Regions from separate parts of the Mus musculus genome. Here region 2 is linked to region 1. The links are chromatin loops, found by intact Hi-C in ENCODE. Cell type or tissue: left cerebral cortex. All regions are shown on one strand.

Region 1 (8,000 bases):
TATAAAATCTAAAACACAAAACTATGCCCTTACAACCAGAGTGGTCACCCCAAATGCCACCCCTGTGGTCCCTGTGTGCTCACAAACTGGCCAATGAGCAAGGAGCAAATTCAAGGGAGGCTCGGCAATGGCCAGAGATGCCTCTGGAATACTCAGCCCATACTCATGCATGCTTATCCACATACATGTACACACATGTATACACAGTGCACATGTGCACATATACTCCATGAGCATTCATGCATCCACAGGCACAGAGTTTTGTTTAATCTGAGGTCAGAACTTGGATATGGGAGCTGGAAGTGCCCTCCTGAAAGGTGTACACCATTTGGAAAATTTGGGTCACCTCAAGTGACATGGAAAGTTCTACCCATCACGCATGCACCCGAGTGGAGAGAATGTGACATGAGAATACAGTCTGAGAAATCCACGCACAAAGGCACTGTCTCAGCTGCTGGCTGGATTCTAAGGGCTGGACTTGGGTCCAGCTTTTGGAGCAGCCATGTTCCAGGGTCTAGTCCTGCCGGGCCTGGCACACAGGGATTAAATGCTGGGATTCCTCTGTTTGGCTTAGGCTTTGAGTAAACAGACATGTCCTGACATTAGGAGATAAAGGGCTTAGCCTGTCTTTAGCCTTGAGCACTGGGGCTCCTTAGACCCTCTGCCCTATAAACCAGAGGAAGGAGAGATGAAGTGAGAAGGCAGACAGGAAAGTGATTGGAAAGGAACAGGCACCAAGGCTCTGGGAGGGCTCAGCTGCTGAAGACAACTGGGGGCCAAATTTGTCATGACATCATGCTGAACAATTACAATGTCTCAGAGAGAATTATGTGCTGTCTCCTCTGGGCATCTCATGGCTCTCCTGGCCTAACACGCTCCAATTGAGTTGTCCTTAGTGAAGGAATTGGAATTGCCCTGGCGGCAGGCCTTTGTCTCCATCCAGCCCATTGTATCTGGTTCTTGGATCAACCCTCGCCTTCCTCTGCTTCTGGCCATTCTGAGCCCACCAGGCAGGGAACCTGTTAAAATAACACCATGCCCTGCCTTGAGCCACTCTTAGTGACTGAGGAAGTTGAGACAGGAGGATCAAGAGTTCACTGTCAGCCAGGTGGTGGAGGAAGCCACCCACCTTTATCCCAGAAGCAGACAGATTTCTGAGTTCAAGGCCAGCCTGGTGTACAGGGTGAGTTCCATGACAGCCAGGGCTACACAGAGAAATCATGACTTAAATATAAAAAACAAACAAACAACAGAACAAAAAAGAGTTTACTGCCAATCTGAGCTGTAGAGGAAGCTCAAGGCTAGTACAGCCAAGTGCCTGCCATGTAAGAGTGGGTCCTTAGCATCACTGGGAAGCTGGGCTTGGTGGCTCAAATCTGAAATCCTAGCAACGGGGGGTGGACACAGGAGAGTCCAAGATCACTGGCTAGTAAGAGTAGTTAGTGAGCGCTGGGCTCAGTGGGAACCTGTCTCAAAAAGTGAGGAGGAGAGCCATTAAAGAAGACACTCTTGTGTTGATGGCAGGCCTACACATTCACACATTTGCCTACTGCACGCACACTCACATAGACACCCCACACACATGTGAACACACATGAATACACTCATAACACTAAGTTACATACAAGTCTACACATTCACACATCTGCCCACTGCACACATATTCACATAGACCATATGCGCGTGTGTGTGTGCGTGCACACACACCCTTGCACATACTCATTCACGTTATGTTACATACAAGCCTATATAGTCACATATCTACCCACTGCACACACACTCACATAGACTACACATATACACACACATGTATATACTCACACACACCACATTACATATAAGCACACACTCACATACATTATACACACACACCTGCGTATACTCATATGCATTATGTTACATATAAGCTTACATATTCACACTTCTACCCACTGCACACACACTCACATAGACTACACACATACATATATATTCATATACACTACATTACATACACATTTAGAACATTTAAAATTTTTCTAAAAGTAAAACTTTAAAAGGGCTGGAACGCAGCTCAGTGGAAGAGCTCTTCTTAATTACTCAGGTCTTAGATTTAGTCCTCAGCGCCACAAGAATTGTTACCTTGTCACTTGTGGAAGGTGCCCTGCCACTTCTGTGATGTCCCCTCCTAGACTTGCCCCCTCCACTATGCTCTCTGCTCCATGAATTATCCCCACTCCTGTGCCATCAACAGGAAGCAAGTTCCTTCCATCTCCCTGCAACTGTGCCTGAAACACAGTATTGTCACATAGTAGCTGCTCAGTAAACTCCTGCACGGCTGCGGTGCCAGAGCCTTCTTCCACTCACCGGCAGCTGCTTCTCCAGGCAGATGCTGAATGTCTTGGTGTGATTGGGCTTCAGCTTCTTCAGGGGCACCCGAGTCTCTCCAATGAACTCATTGTGGCGGAATTTGTCCTCATCACACACGGAGATCCTGGGGGCGATGGGCTTCCACAGTCAGTGGGAATTCACAAGCGGTAGGGCGTCCCCGGGTGGGGTGTAGGCACAGGGGCCCTCACCCACCTCAGGGTCTTTCGGACCATGTCCTCATCCGTGATTCCGTAATAAGTGAGGGTCTCGTTCCACGAGGGGTTCAGGGTGTTCCGAAGAGTTTTTGTTCTGAGCTTATTTGCCTGGAAAAAGACAGAGTGATCTTATTTTGATCCTGAATGAGTGTGGCCTCAAAGGTGGCAGGCCTGGTCCTTCCATTCACAGAGGTACTATCTGACACAGGGGAAGGGACCTGAGGGCAGAAGGTGAAACCGACACTGTTATTTAGCTGACTTAAAACCAGCAAGCTTATTGGAGGCATTCAAATAGCCCTGTGGTCACAAGGTCACTAGCAGTAAAAGTAGAGTCAGGAGAGACAGGGCCTGCTCAGCTGGGGAAGTGTGCAGCCTCTATTTGGACAGGAGAGGGAATGACTGTCCCCAGACTGGACACAGTCCTGCTGGCATCTCGACTTCTGGTCCAGTCAGTCAGTGCAACCTGCCTGGCTGATGACCAGCAGACCAGGGAGGCAGGCGATGGGCATGTTTAAATGGCCAAGCGGTGAGAACTTGTTGAGGTAACCACAGAAAATTAATGTGTGAAGCATCCTGCCCCCAGACTCTGGCAACAGTAACAGAACAGAGGTGGTGGCTATGGGGTGGTCCTGTAGGGAATGGGAGGTTGCTCTGTGACTCATTCCAACTGGAAAGTTGAAATGTCCAACTTAACAGGCATTAGCCTGACCCAAGACTGCAGCCCCGGCCCTCTTCCCCATAAGAGAGTTCCATATTAAGACTGGCAGTGTATCCAAAGCCAGTGGCACAACTGGACCACTTTCCTGGATCACCTTCGTTCCCCTCCCCTTTGCTCAGGGTCTTCACTCTGCCTGTAACCCATGCTTTCCTAGTGAACACCTTATGGGTGAAATATTGCCTCTACTGGGTCGCCCGGCAGGGGAGCAGGAACAGGGGTTCTGTGTCAAATAAACCAGGCTAATGCCTCCCACACAGTCCCCATTGTGAAGCCACAACACACTGAAGTCCATCAACACACTGAAGGTCTTGCAGGCAGGCGCTATGCACCCCTGCATCCCGGGCTGGCCTGAGCTTCACTATGTATGTAGGCCAGTCTGACCTTTAACACATGGGACTCTATCTATTGCCTCTGCTTCCTGAGTGCTATATGAAAGGCATGTGTTGTCACATCTGACCCCAAGGAGTTCTTTTCTTTTCTTTCTTTCTTTTTTTTTTTTTTTTTTGTAATATGAACTCCAGGCTAAAATGGCTTCGTGGGAAATGTAAGTGGGACATTCTCTGGGGCATATAGGTAATGGACTTGTGAGGTTCCAGGGAGACCATGAGTGCCAAGCCAGGGCCATGCCTGGGGTAGAAACCCTCACCTTGCTGGCTCCAGGCAGCAGGTGTAGTTTGACGTAGGGATCAGCCAGTCCATTGTGGTCCATCGGCTTCAGGCCCTGAGTAGAGACCAGAGAGGGTGTGAGTTGAGAGAGGGGAAACAAGAGGCCTGCTGAGCAGGGCCTCCTCTCTGACATTTCCAGTCTCCCTGAAGATAAGGCCTAACAGTGCTGGGGTGGCTTCCCTCTCCCACACTCTGGCCCCTGGGGCTTTTCATTTCTTACTTTCTTGACAAACTGAACCCAGAAGACACACCTCACTCTAAACTTGGGGAGGCCTGTCTCTCTCCCCACTTTCCAGACACCACTCCTTGTTGGGTCTTCCCTCTCTGACCCCAAGTCTCCATGATTGGCTGTACACTCATCCCTACATTCCTGTGGATGCTGGGAAGGCACTTCGGTCCGAGTCCGGGAGGTCAGCTGCCATTTCCTTCTGCATTTGCTGGTTGGTGTCCCTAGAAGTCACCGGCTGCCTGCCATGGAGTGTCCTTCCACAAGATGGCACCCCTTGATAACTTTGACTTCAGTTTCTTCCGCCAGCCCAGGAATGTACAGCTTAGGGTAGGGGACTCACAAGGGCTCAGCTAGCCTGGGAATTAAGTTTACTCCTTTCTGGTGCTGAAGGCCTATGGGGGTGGGGAATAGGGAGGCAGCAGAGGTGTGCGTGGACTATATTCCAGATGCACACGTCTGGAATGGCTCCATTCCTGGCCAGATGGCTGTGGTAGTTTGAATATGATTGGCCCAAAGAGTGACATTATATGGAGATGTGGCCTTGTTGGAGTGAGATGTGGCCTTGTTGGAGTGAGTGTGGCCTTGTTGGAGAAAGTGTGTCACTGTGGGTGTGGGCTTTAAGACCAGTCTTAATCTAGCTGCCTTCAGAACAAGAGGTGGAACTCTCAGTTCCTCCAGCCCCACATCTGCCTGGACGCTGCTATGCTCCCACCTTGATGATAATGGACTGAACCTCTGAACCTGTAAGCCAACTTCAATTAAATGTTGCCTTTTATAAGAGTTGCCTTGGTCATGGCGCCTGTTCACAGCTGTAAAACCCTAAGACTGTGCCCCAGATCTTTCTTCCAGGTCCAGCTCTATGGGCTTGAAGGAGCTCTCAGGTGGGGCACCCACCCATCATTTCTCTTCTGTGTGTCCCCAGGCCTCTGAACTTTCTAGTTAGACTCAATAGTCTCAGCTTTATCACAGGGGAAGCGTTAATCATTCCCACAGTCTGAGTGGAACAGAACAAGGAGGAATGCAGGTGTGGGCGAATGGGTGCGACTCCTCTCCCCTTTCCAGGCTCTCAGACAGTATCAGAGAAGTAGCTGGGTGAGGGTAGGGATTTAAGCTAGGCTCAGAGCTACTGAGGCTTGACCTGGAGGAAGTGTGTGTACCTTGATAATGGTGGCCATTCACACTCACTGCCAGATCCTACCCCCAGGGAGCTGCCCTGGGGGGGTGGGGGATCTGGGGGCCCAGCCTCAGTAGGGGACAAATGTGGGTTTCTGTTTTATTTCTACTTCTTGCACATTTGCTTATGTTTACAACATTTTCACGGGTTTCTCTTTGCCCTTGTAGATCTTTGAGGCAGGAGACTGGCCAGAGATAGTGCAAATACATACCAGTCCAACTTCTGAGGCCCTGGGGCATCCACAAGGGCTGGCTGGGACAGGGGCAGCTGTCATGCTAAGCTGGCAATGAGGTATGCTCTGCCCGTTGGCTCCCTAGTCTATGGTTGGTCCCTGATGTTACTTTCACACCCGTCTACCTAGCAGGTCCCTGGGCATCCCAGAGCACCACACACTGGTGTAGAAGAAGTAAGGGATGATGGGTTCAGCCAGAGGCTGGGTTCACACAATGACACTAGCTCAGGCAGCATCCCTGTCCCCTGAGTCTAGGGTCTGCCCTGCAGGGGCCTACGTGGATAGCCCCCAGGAGCTGACTGAATCCAGGAGAGGGGAAGGAGGCTGTGCTCGGCCACAGGTAGGAAAGGGGTTGTCTCAGGCAGATCCCATCAGCTTTTTGTGTTGCCAAGCGATAAAAGTAGGTGTCACTGTCCCAGAGATGGACAGGGAGATGCTATATGAGGCCATACTACTAGCATTGAGAGGACCTGGCTTACAGAGGATAGACTCCCCCCAGCCAAGTTCTTGTCATCCTTGCACTGCCCAGGGGCTACTGTTCACTAGGTATTAGGGACTGGGACTTTTTGGTTAGTCAAAGTTGGGGTTCCTAGTGCTCAGCCTAGAGAGACACCATAAGGTGAGATGGCCTGGTGCACAGGGACAGAAACTGCATGACTTTGTCCCTGCAAGGTCCCTGCAGACAATGGGGAGGGGCAGCTTGTGCCAGTAAGGAGTGGCAAGGGGAGATAGGCAGCTGTTCTGAGGGCAAGGCGTTTCAGCTTGGCAGGCTCAGAGGCTCGGGGATGGCCGGCAGCGATGGAATATAGCCACCCCAGCATTCGGCTGCTAAGTTTCCTGTGTGTGATATTTTATCACAGTTAAGAAGTAACCCTGGTCTCCCAGTGCTGTGGCTCTGTTGGGGTTCTCCTGGGCACTGCTTGGAATGGTGAGCCTTAAGTTTACCTGTGTGTTCCTTGGCAGTACCCTGCAAGACAGTGTTAGACAAAGTGCTGGGTGCCAAGTGTATTATTTCTACCTGGCTCACCAGCCACACCCGGTGTGAGGTGAGTCCTGTTACAGATAACCAACTGAGATACATCCTCTCCTGGGGGATGACGGTGACCAAGTGACCTGGTTAGTTTTATGTCAACCTGGTGCAAGGTGGGTTTCATTTGAGAAGAGAAAATGTCCCCCTAGGTTGGCTAAGAAGAAAGCAAGCCATGAGGAACAAGGCAGTAAGCAGCACTCCTCACTGGCCTCTACATCAGCTCCTGTCTCCAGGTACTTGCCCTGAGTTCCCTGGATGATGAAGATACAAGCTGGGAGATAAAAACAAGCCCTTTCCTTCTCAAGTTGCTTTTGGTCAGTGTTTTATCATAGCAACAGAAAATTAACTAAGACACCAAGTCAGAAGGCAGCCTAGGAAGTCCATATACCATGGATTCCCATGAGGCTCTGCGTGTGAACCCTGCCCCTCTTCAGTTTAAACTCTGTGGCTCCCCTCTGGGGCCTCAGTATTTCCCAGGCCTGTCCTCCTTTTTGTAGACACTTACAGAGAAGAACAGGGTCACCATGGTTCATAGGCCTCTGGTCCTCACCTCCATGTACACCAGTACCCAAGATGATCTGTGCACACAGGCACGGATACACATACACACACACACACACACACACACACACACACACACACCGGGAACAGGGAGAAGGCAGCAGGAACCCCAGGCTCTGAGATGGGGCAAGGGAAACTGGCCTCTACCAGAGTGATCTGACAGCTGGTCCCCAAGCCAGACAAGCTCTGCTAAGCCAGGAGGAAGGGTAGGATGGGCTCTGCCTGGCCCTGCAGTCTGCCTCTCCCTTGCCAGGTTGGGGTTACCAGGTGCTCAGCTCTGATGGGCTATCACACCCTAAAAAGGAATCAGAGGAGTGAGCAGGGATGCAGGATGGAGTGGCAGGGCCTTCAAGTACCCAGCCTGGGCCCTGAGCCCAATGTAGATGGTTCTCATAATTGCCCATGGCAGTTCACATGAGTGACCCAGGCTGGGTAGAGATATGGCATGGGGTGTCCCTCTAGGCACAGAGCCAAGGGCAGCCCCTCAGTGGCAAGGTGGGTCAGAAAGAAGGGCAGGAAGATACAACAGGTTGGGGGTGCTAAGTGAGGCCTAGGCCAGGCAGCACTTGGAAGCTATTCCATGTGTGCTGGGCTGGCCCAGGCCTTTCCACAGTCCTACAAGGCTCTCTAATGGCCACACGGGCCCTTACCTTTCTGGAAAACATCAGCTTTGGCACCTTTCTCCCAGAGGGAGCAGTGTGAAGGGAACGGTGTGGATGAGACCATGGAACAGACGCAGGTTCAATGCAGAGCCACAGAGGGACACAGGGAATAGGGTCTGACCAGTCTCTCTAGGTCTATAGATGTCCACAACCCTCCACAGAAA
Region 2 (8,000 bases), 290 kb after region 1:
TGAACTACCACGCCTGGACTTAGGTTGTAACCTAAATTGTCAAAAAGCTGGATATGGTAATACATGGAGGGGGGGCCTGCCATAAATTCAAGGCTACTACCCTGGCTTACACATCAAGACTCTATCCCTGAAAACCAAACAAAAACAAACAAGGCAGCAGCACAAGTGTGCATGTGTGTGTGCATGGCCTCCCAGGTATGGATATGTGTCCTCCATGTACATGTGTTAAAGATGGCCTCCTATGTATGTGTATCTGTGTGCTCCCACGGGTGATGCTTTGCCTGGTGTCATTTCCACTTGCTATCTGTGTATGATGCCATTTAGTTCCGACAGTCTTATAGAACAGGAAACTCAAGTGACACAGTAGAGACAGGCAGGACAATCTAAGGCAAACACTACACTGGCATACAATTGGATAACTGTCAGAAAGAGAAGACAGATTGAGGAAAGCACCCCCACTTCACTGGGCTGCTTCAAGGTAAGCCCGAGGTCTCTGGTGGGTGCACACAGCTGCCAGGCAAATCTCCCAGCAAAGGGCACAAATGATGTTGGTACTAAAATGGGCACAGCAAAAAAATAAGACTCTGGCACTTCCAGATAAATTCTGGCACACCTTTAATCCCAGCTCTTGGGAAGCAGAGGCAGGTAGAATTCTGTGAGTTGGAGGCTAGCCTGGTCTAGATAGAAAGTTCTAGAACAGCCAAGGCTATACGGATACCCTGTCTCAAAACAAAGAAACAAACAAACAACATTAATGGGGATGATTTGCCTTTATCACAATAAAATAGGAATATTTTTCATGAAGAGAAAGCTGCATCTTGATCACATGTGAAAAGTGGTCTTGGGGGCTCTGATGTGCTAGCTCTTGGGGGCTCTGGGGCCCACGGACACAATACACATTTTAATGAGGAGAATGGGAGCAGATCTGAGGTCTGTGCTAGCTGCTTCAAAATGTCTTTGGGAGATGGTGATGCAGTTTCCTAAATCAGTACATGTTCACAATCCTGAAACCTAACAAAAATTACATGTCAGACAAGAAGGAAATTTAATTTATTTCATTTTTCCCCTGCTTTATTCTAAATTACTATTAATGGGAAAATCTAAGTGTGTTTGACCTTGGATAGAAACTCAAATTATTTCAATCCCATGATCAGTTCTTAAAACACACACACACACACACTCACACACACACACACACATAAATAAAAGGAGGAAGAGATGATGGCGACCTTTTACAACTCAACAATAGAAAGTCAAGTTTACAACACCCGCCTGGATGGTAAGGGTTCAGCCAACATTTCTTTAAAGAGGACAGGCAGACTGCCAACAAGCATGTCTAGAGATGCCTACTGGTACTCTTAGTCACCAGAGACTAGGAGTGAAGCCGAGAGGAGACAGACCCTCATACCTGAACGGATGGCCACACATGTGGAAAGTTTAGACTTCTACGGTGCTAATGGGAATGTCAAATGGTAGATATGGAAAACCATGAGACAGTACCTGGAACTGTACAGTGAAGTTCCCATGAGACCCAGCAGTTCCTCTCCTAGGTGTGCACCGAAGAAAACTGAGAAGGTATACTCACACAGATGTTCACAGCACTGTTCTGACAAGCTGGAAACAAGGGATTATCACTCAGCCATTGAAGGAGTGGACTAGAGGCTGGGTGGGTAGTTTGATGGTACAGCACATGCTCGTTATTAGCAAGGTCCTGGATCCAACTCCTAGCATTGTTCTAAAAATGGAATGTATCTCGGTGTGGCGGTGCACATCTTTAATCATAGTACTTGGTAGGCAGAGGCAGGTGATCTCTTGTGTGTTTGAGAGTAGCCTGGTTTACATAGTAAGTTCCAGGACAGCCAGCATCCAAGACATCTTACTATGGTAAAACCCTATTTGAAAACAAAAACAAACAAACAAAACTCACAAAAACACAGAGAAATCAGGAATGTGCAATACTGACACATGGTATACCATGAATGAACTCTGAAAATACTGTAAAGTGTAGGCAGTCCAGCAGGATAGGTAATCTATACAGACAGGAAGTAGACTAATAGCTGTCAGGGAACAGGGCATGTTGGGACAGCCGCTGAGAGGTTGGGGGCTTCCTTCCAGGGTCATAAGGATACCCTGGAATGAGACAGTATTGGTGGCCCTGTGGTCTCATATGTTTATTAAATTCTCTTAGTTTGGACACTTTAAGGGGTGACATGTGCTCTGGGATTTGCTTTGGCTAGCTTGTCGACTTGAATCCAGGTTTCTGCCTGACTCCCCTCAGTGACAGAGGAAGACCTAAGATCTAAGCCTTTTCCTCCACAAGTTGCTTTCAGTCATGGTGCTTTATCATAGCAATAGAAACCCTAACTAAGACAGGAATTAAAGCTCAGTGTTTTAAAGGGGAGATAGAGCTCAGAGCTCACTCTTGAAAAGGCTGTGCTTTCTGGGTAGACAGCAGTTCAAGGAGAATTCTAAGTAGAAAGGTCAGAGCGAGGGAGGGCTGGCCACCACCAGAAAGCAGTGCATACTTAGTTAAGTTGAACTGGCTTCAAGCTGAGGTAGAGGGTGTTTGCACGGGAGCAGTACAAACCGCACAGACAAGGTGCCCAAGGAATTGACAGGAAATATGGCAACCTATTAATTATTCATCCTTATATGCTAACTGAGGACATTCCAGAGCTTTGGCCTCCCAGGACAATGATGTGACCAGTCGCTGGGCTCTATCCACCTTGTCAAGGAGCCTCCTTCCCTCACCTCAGAACCAGCCCTGGGCTCTGCCGGAAGCCAACTCCCCACTGCCCTCACTATTGATGAAATACATCTATTTATTTTATTGGTTATTTTGAGTTTTCTCCCAGCACAGCACGAACATGAAGACAGCCTTGCCCGAGTCCAGACCTCTCTGTAACTTCCCAAGGCAGTGAAAGAGATTGGCGATTCTGACAAACTGACTTTACTAACTTTGAAAACTGCAGCTTCCTGCAGTCCTGTTTGAACAGCATACTCATCACAAATTCCTTCAAGAGAACTGGACCATGTCCTATCTGCCTCTGGTTTCTTAGATGCTGCTGACTGTAGGAGTCTGCTTTTCTCCTATGGTCCCAGTTTCCCCTTGCTCATACCACACATCTGCACACTCTGCTCACATCTGCCTCCACCTAGTAGACGGAGCACCTGGGGACAATGCCGATGCCTTTCCCAGGCTTGCAACCCCCAGCATTGCTAGACAGAATCCAGGATGGACTAGTTATCCAGCAGCAAACAATGATGGAATCAAAGACAGAAATAATCACCATCACAAGGTTTGAAAAAAAAAATCCTCGAAGAAACTCCATGAAGCTGAATGCAGGGCTCATGCTGAGTCAGTCGGTGACACTGCCATGTTTACTTTAGTCACATGGATCTCATTTTGCTAGAGCTCCAGAAGACTCAGACAAACAGGAATGGCCTTCCAACCGCTATGTTCCCAAGCCTATGGTTATCCTATGATATAAACATGAGACTCTGGAGGTATGGTTGACATTTGCTGGGGTGCATCTGGGGAGAAATGGCTGGGGAGAAAGAGGAACTCGAGAGAAGTCTGCCTAATGAACTGACAGTTCATATAAGCAACACCTGGAGTGTTAAACCCACTCCACGTGTTATTTTACAGAAAAAGAGAAAGAAAAAAAAGGTTCCACTCTTCCTTCGGTCAGTGTGAAAATCTTTTGGCAGCTGCACTCCAGGCTGCAATGTGGCAGGGCAGTTCAGGAGATGGCAGCTGTGCTCCAGGCTGCAGTGTGGCAGGGCATTCAGGAGACGGCAGCTGGAATGGATCATACTCAGGATGCACAGAAGGTTTGCCAGCAGTGAGGGAATAAACCAGAGCCTAGGACACGGATCCTCACAGCTCCACTCCACAGAGCAGCCTCAAACTGGCTGCCCACGGCCTGGGGCTGGGGACCCCGGCTGGGCACAGGATCCGTCTTAAGAATAGCAGCTGCTTCTCAACTTCCTACTTCACCCCTTAGACTCCAAAGCCAAAGCTTTGGTTTTAATCCTATTTTTGTTAAATAGTTATAATCTATTATAAAAACAAACTCAGACCAAATGTCTACTTCCTGAGGCGTGGTGCTCCTCTTGTCAAGACGGGGGAAGCTGTGCTTTCTGAGTGCTTGACTGGCACCACTAGGCACTCAACTGCTGTCCACTTGCACAGCTCTGAGAGGCCTCCAGTCAGATGAATTTCACACAGAGAGATGGGTCTGCACAGGTTTTGAGAGCATCTGTGCAGTGCTCTCAAAAGGAAAACCAGAAAACTTTAGGTCTTCCTTCCTATCCAGCGTCATGGTTCTGCCCACTGCCCTCTGTCATAAATTCTGCCTAGTTTCTCCCAGACAGGTTATTCTTCCAAAACTCAGAAGAATATTCCGAGAGTCCTTGACTAGATAGGTATTGGCAAGCTTTATCTGGACAGGGTCAACTAGACGATGTCTTAGCTTTGTGGGCCATAAGGTCTCTGCTATAAGCACTAGTTTCTACAGTTCCAGCAACAGCCATAGACAGTGCTTAAGTGAATGAACACAGCTACTACGTTTCCCTAAGACTTAGAGGAACAAGTGGTGGGCCACATTTGGCTGCAGGCTATGGTTTCTTAATCCCTGCTTTACAAGGCTTTGTTGGGCTTAAAAGTCAACAAAGAATTGCCTACTTTCTATTCAATCAATAAACATAAAGTCTTCAATATGGTCTAGACACTTAAGGAATACTTTTGTTCTCTTTTGAGACAGGGCCTTCCTGTGTAGCACAAGCTGGCCTTGAACTTGAAATCTTCTGCCTCAGCTTCGAAATCCTGAGATCACAGGCGTGACTCACCACATTCCTCAGGAATTTATGTTTGAGGAAGAAAGAGCACGCATATAAAATCCCAAAGAGCAGCATATGGTGTCAAAAGGGCCATAGAGGGCTGAGGGCTAAGGGTACGTGAAAACCTGAGAGCACAGGCTCATCCAAGTATTTAGCACTGACACCAAAGCTCAGGAAGAGCCAGAACCTCTCAGTGGGCAGGAGTCTGTAGTTATTGCTGTAGAGCTCAACAAAGTGCTCACCTGGCAAGAACACTGGCAGGTTTCAGCAGGAGCCAGATGCTGACCCAAGAACCAATCTTCTTCAGACTCACCCCTACCCCCACAAAAGGACCAGTAACAACCATAGGTGCCAGGTGAGCCTAGCAGGAACTCTAGGGTGTGTGTGTGTGTGATGTCTCCCTAGGGCCCTCTCAGCTGACACAAAGTAGGGTCAGAACATAACATAAAAGGCTGGGGGAAGGCATGTCAATCACTGGTAGGAGGCTAGCTCCTAAAACCTCACCTTGCTCATGGCAATCAGGGCAGGGTCACAGGCTGCATCCAGATCTTGAACCAACAGCTGGATGCTGCTGGAGATGACACTGCAAAGAAACAAATTGCTGTGGTTATTGCTCCAAAAAGTGGTGGGATGCTAGACATGCCCCCTGTAGGTGTTTTTGAAATGTGTGCAAAATTTTAAAATTTTATTTCTTCATGAAATTTTATGTTTTAATCACTAATAATGGAAGAGCAGCTGGCTTTTCATGTCCTGTTTTATTTGGGTGTGTCTCACCCAGTAAGAGCCCAAACTTCTATGGCTACTCCCATAGCTGCTAATTCCAGATCTCTTTTTGAGTTCTTCTCAGAAAGCATCTGTATTCAAAAAACTTGCTTAAGTCAGAAAGAGAAAGAGGAGAAAGAGTAGGAAAAGAAGGAGGAGGAAGAAAAGAAAGAGGAAGAAGAGGAAAAGGAGGCAGAGGCAGAGGAGGAGGAGGAGGGGTAAGGGGGCACTCTTCTCACAGCTGATGGGGCATGAACGCCCTGGGACCTCTCTTAGTAGAGACTAAAGCACACGGCGTCTGTGAAGAAGGAAGGCTGACCTGCAGCAAGTGCCTGGAAGGTACGTACGTGCTGAATGTGTCCATTTCTCCTGTGAGATTAATTCGTTCAGTCAGGCTCACATCAACTTTTTCTTTGAGTTTTTCTTCTAGCTGTTAGAAAAGGGCAGAAGCAGAAGGGTGTTTAATGATTACCCAAAGGTGTTCCATACTACTGAGGCTCACAAAGTGACGACCCAGACAGTTCTAGGCATGACATGGGACACTTAATTCCCACAGGATGTGAGGGAAGTCCTGTTACCCTGACTTCATAGGTGAGGACTACAGTAGCCACAGCAGGTGATAGGGTCAAATAAGCTCCCTAGAGCCCAGCTCCTTTGGCACCACTCTGGGCTCACTTCTGAGAACACACCAATAGCTCGCATGGTTTGTTCTCTACAGGCTCATGATTTGAGTATTTGGTCCCTAGTGGTGGCGCTATTTTGAAGGCCGTAGAGCCTTTATGAGTTAGAGACTGCATATCAAAAGTGGGTGAGAGCATTTGAAGGTTACAGGAGAACCCTGCCTCCTGGCCAATAGCCAGAGGAGTCTCTTCTCATGTCTGCACAGCCAGGAGCACCATTGCTCTTTCCCAGCGTGGGTGGACTGCAAAAACCTCTCCTCCCTTAAGCCGTATCTATGAAGGAGGGACACTTCTGATCCCTCCTTCTCTTAAGCTGTATCTACGTATAGTTTCCCTGCTTACCCTGTGATATGTAGCCTCCCCAACCAGTGTTGGGAACTTTTAATGAGAGTGACAGTAAAATCAGCCAAGATGTTTGCCAAGGTACCAGATGTCTCAGTGATGAATCAGAAATACATCTTTACTTTGGTCAGCTTAGGGCAGGAGCATTCACATCCTCCGGAGTGATATACGATGGAGAGATATAGGATGGTCGGGATCTGTGCGTACCTAAAAATGCCCTGGGGATGGATAAATCTAGCACTCTTAAGAGAGTCACTCTCACTCTAAGAAGGTGAGTGCTTTGCATTAAGATTTAAAGTGCTCTTAGAGGGATGGAGCCATGCAAGGACTTTTGGAAGATTTAATTCTGCCACTACTAAGGGGTGAGGGGCTGTTTAGAGAACTCAATAGGTCAGACTCCGCATTTGTAAAGTTCTTCCCAGAAGGGTTCATATTACTGAAAACCTGGACACCTATGCGGGAGGGTGGCACAGTGTTCCACAGACCTGTGTTCACATGCTCCAGGGGCCTCTGCTACTTTGCTGAAGATACATCCTAACTTTAAGCATGGCATGGCTCTTGTCATCTATCTCTCTGGTCCCATCTTGCTATCTTTGCCTTGCCTCTGGCATTTACAATTGCAGGGTCTTGGTCTCCATATTTCCTCCCTCTACAATGTCCCTGCTCCCCCTCCTGACTCCATTTCCTAGCCCTCCCAACTCCTCTCTTGGTGTTTGTTTCTTCTCCCACCCTTACTACAGAGTGGCAGGGAAACCCTCGCCTGCTTGCTTGCTATTTGTTTTCCATCTGCTCTAAGTCTCCTGACAGGAAGATGCCTGTCTCCTCTGCACAACACCAGCTGAAGCAGCACATAGAAGTGTATAGTAAAGCTCCCTTGAAGGGATGACAGAATTAACGAGAGACTCAAAACGGGTTGAGAAAGCTGAGGTAGCACTGGTATCAAAAGATGTCTGAGACAGCCAAGTGTGCTGGCCTGGAATTGGAATCCCAGCTATCTAGAGGCAGAGACAGTGAAAACTGCTGTAATCTAGCCTGGGCCAACAAGAATTTGTCAGCTGGATATGGTGACACAAGCTTTTAATCCCAGCACTGGGGAGGCAGAGGCAGGTGGGTATCTGTGAGTTTGAGGCCAGCCTGGTTTACAAACCAAGTCCAGGACATCCAGGACATCTGTGGTTCTGCTATACAGAGAAACTCTGTCTCGACACCTCACCCCCAAAAGGAGAATTTGTCTTAGAGAGACAGAGATAGATAGAAACAGACAGACAGATAGACAGATAGATAGATAGATAGATAGATAGATAGATAGATAGATAGAATGAGAAAGAAAAAAGGAAGATGTCTATGATCTAATTATGAACAAAATAAGGCCAC

What was found. Peaks named below come from ENCODE experiments on the same cell type or tissue, not always from the same donor. Only the 100,000 strongest peaks of a DNase experiment are listed, where the experiment ranks them.
Region 2: it touches region 1 in a loop (2.4-fold over the local background); 2 of 42 quality-filtered maps call a loop at or near these places.

Annotation. Positions count from the first base shown.
Region 1 is chr11:75,777,693-75,785,692 of GRCm38, forward strand. Doc2b (double C2, beta) reads right to left here. Exons shown (of 9, transcript NM_007873.3): 3 at 3,929-4,003; 4 at 2,563-2,672; 5 at 2,347-2,473. Among named protein-coding and RNA genes, the nearest start is that of Gm12339, 14 kb to the right of the region's middle. In left cerebral cortex, a CTCF peak has its summit at 4,434 (motif pointing right); a DNase peak (open chromatin) is centred at 4,448.
Region 2 is chr11:76,071,089-76,079,088 of GRCm38, forward strand. It overlaps Vps53 (VPS53 GARP complex subunit), which reads right to left. Exons shown (of 22, transcript NM_026664.4): 16 at 5,952-6,034; 17 at 5,347-5,425. Among named protein-coding and RNA genes, the nearest start is that of Rflnb, 47 kb to the left of the region's middle. In left cerebral cortex, no CTCF peak of the experiment used is centred here; a DNase peak (open chromatin) is centred at 3,791.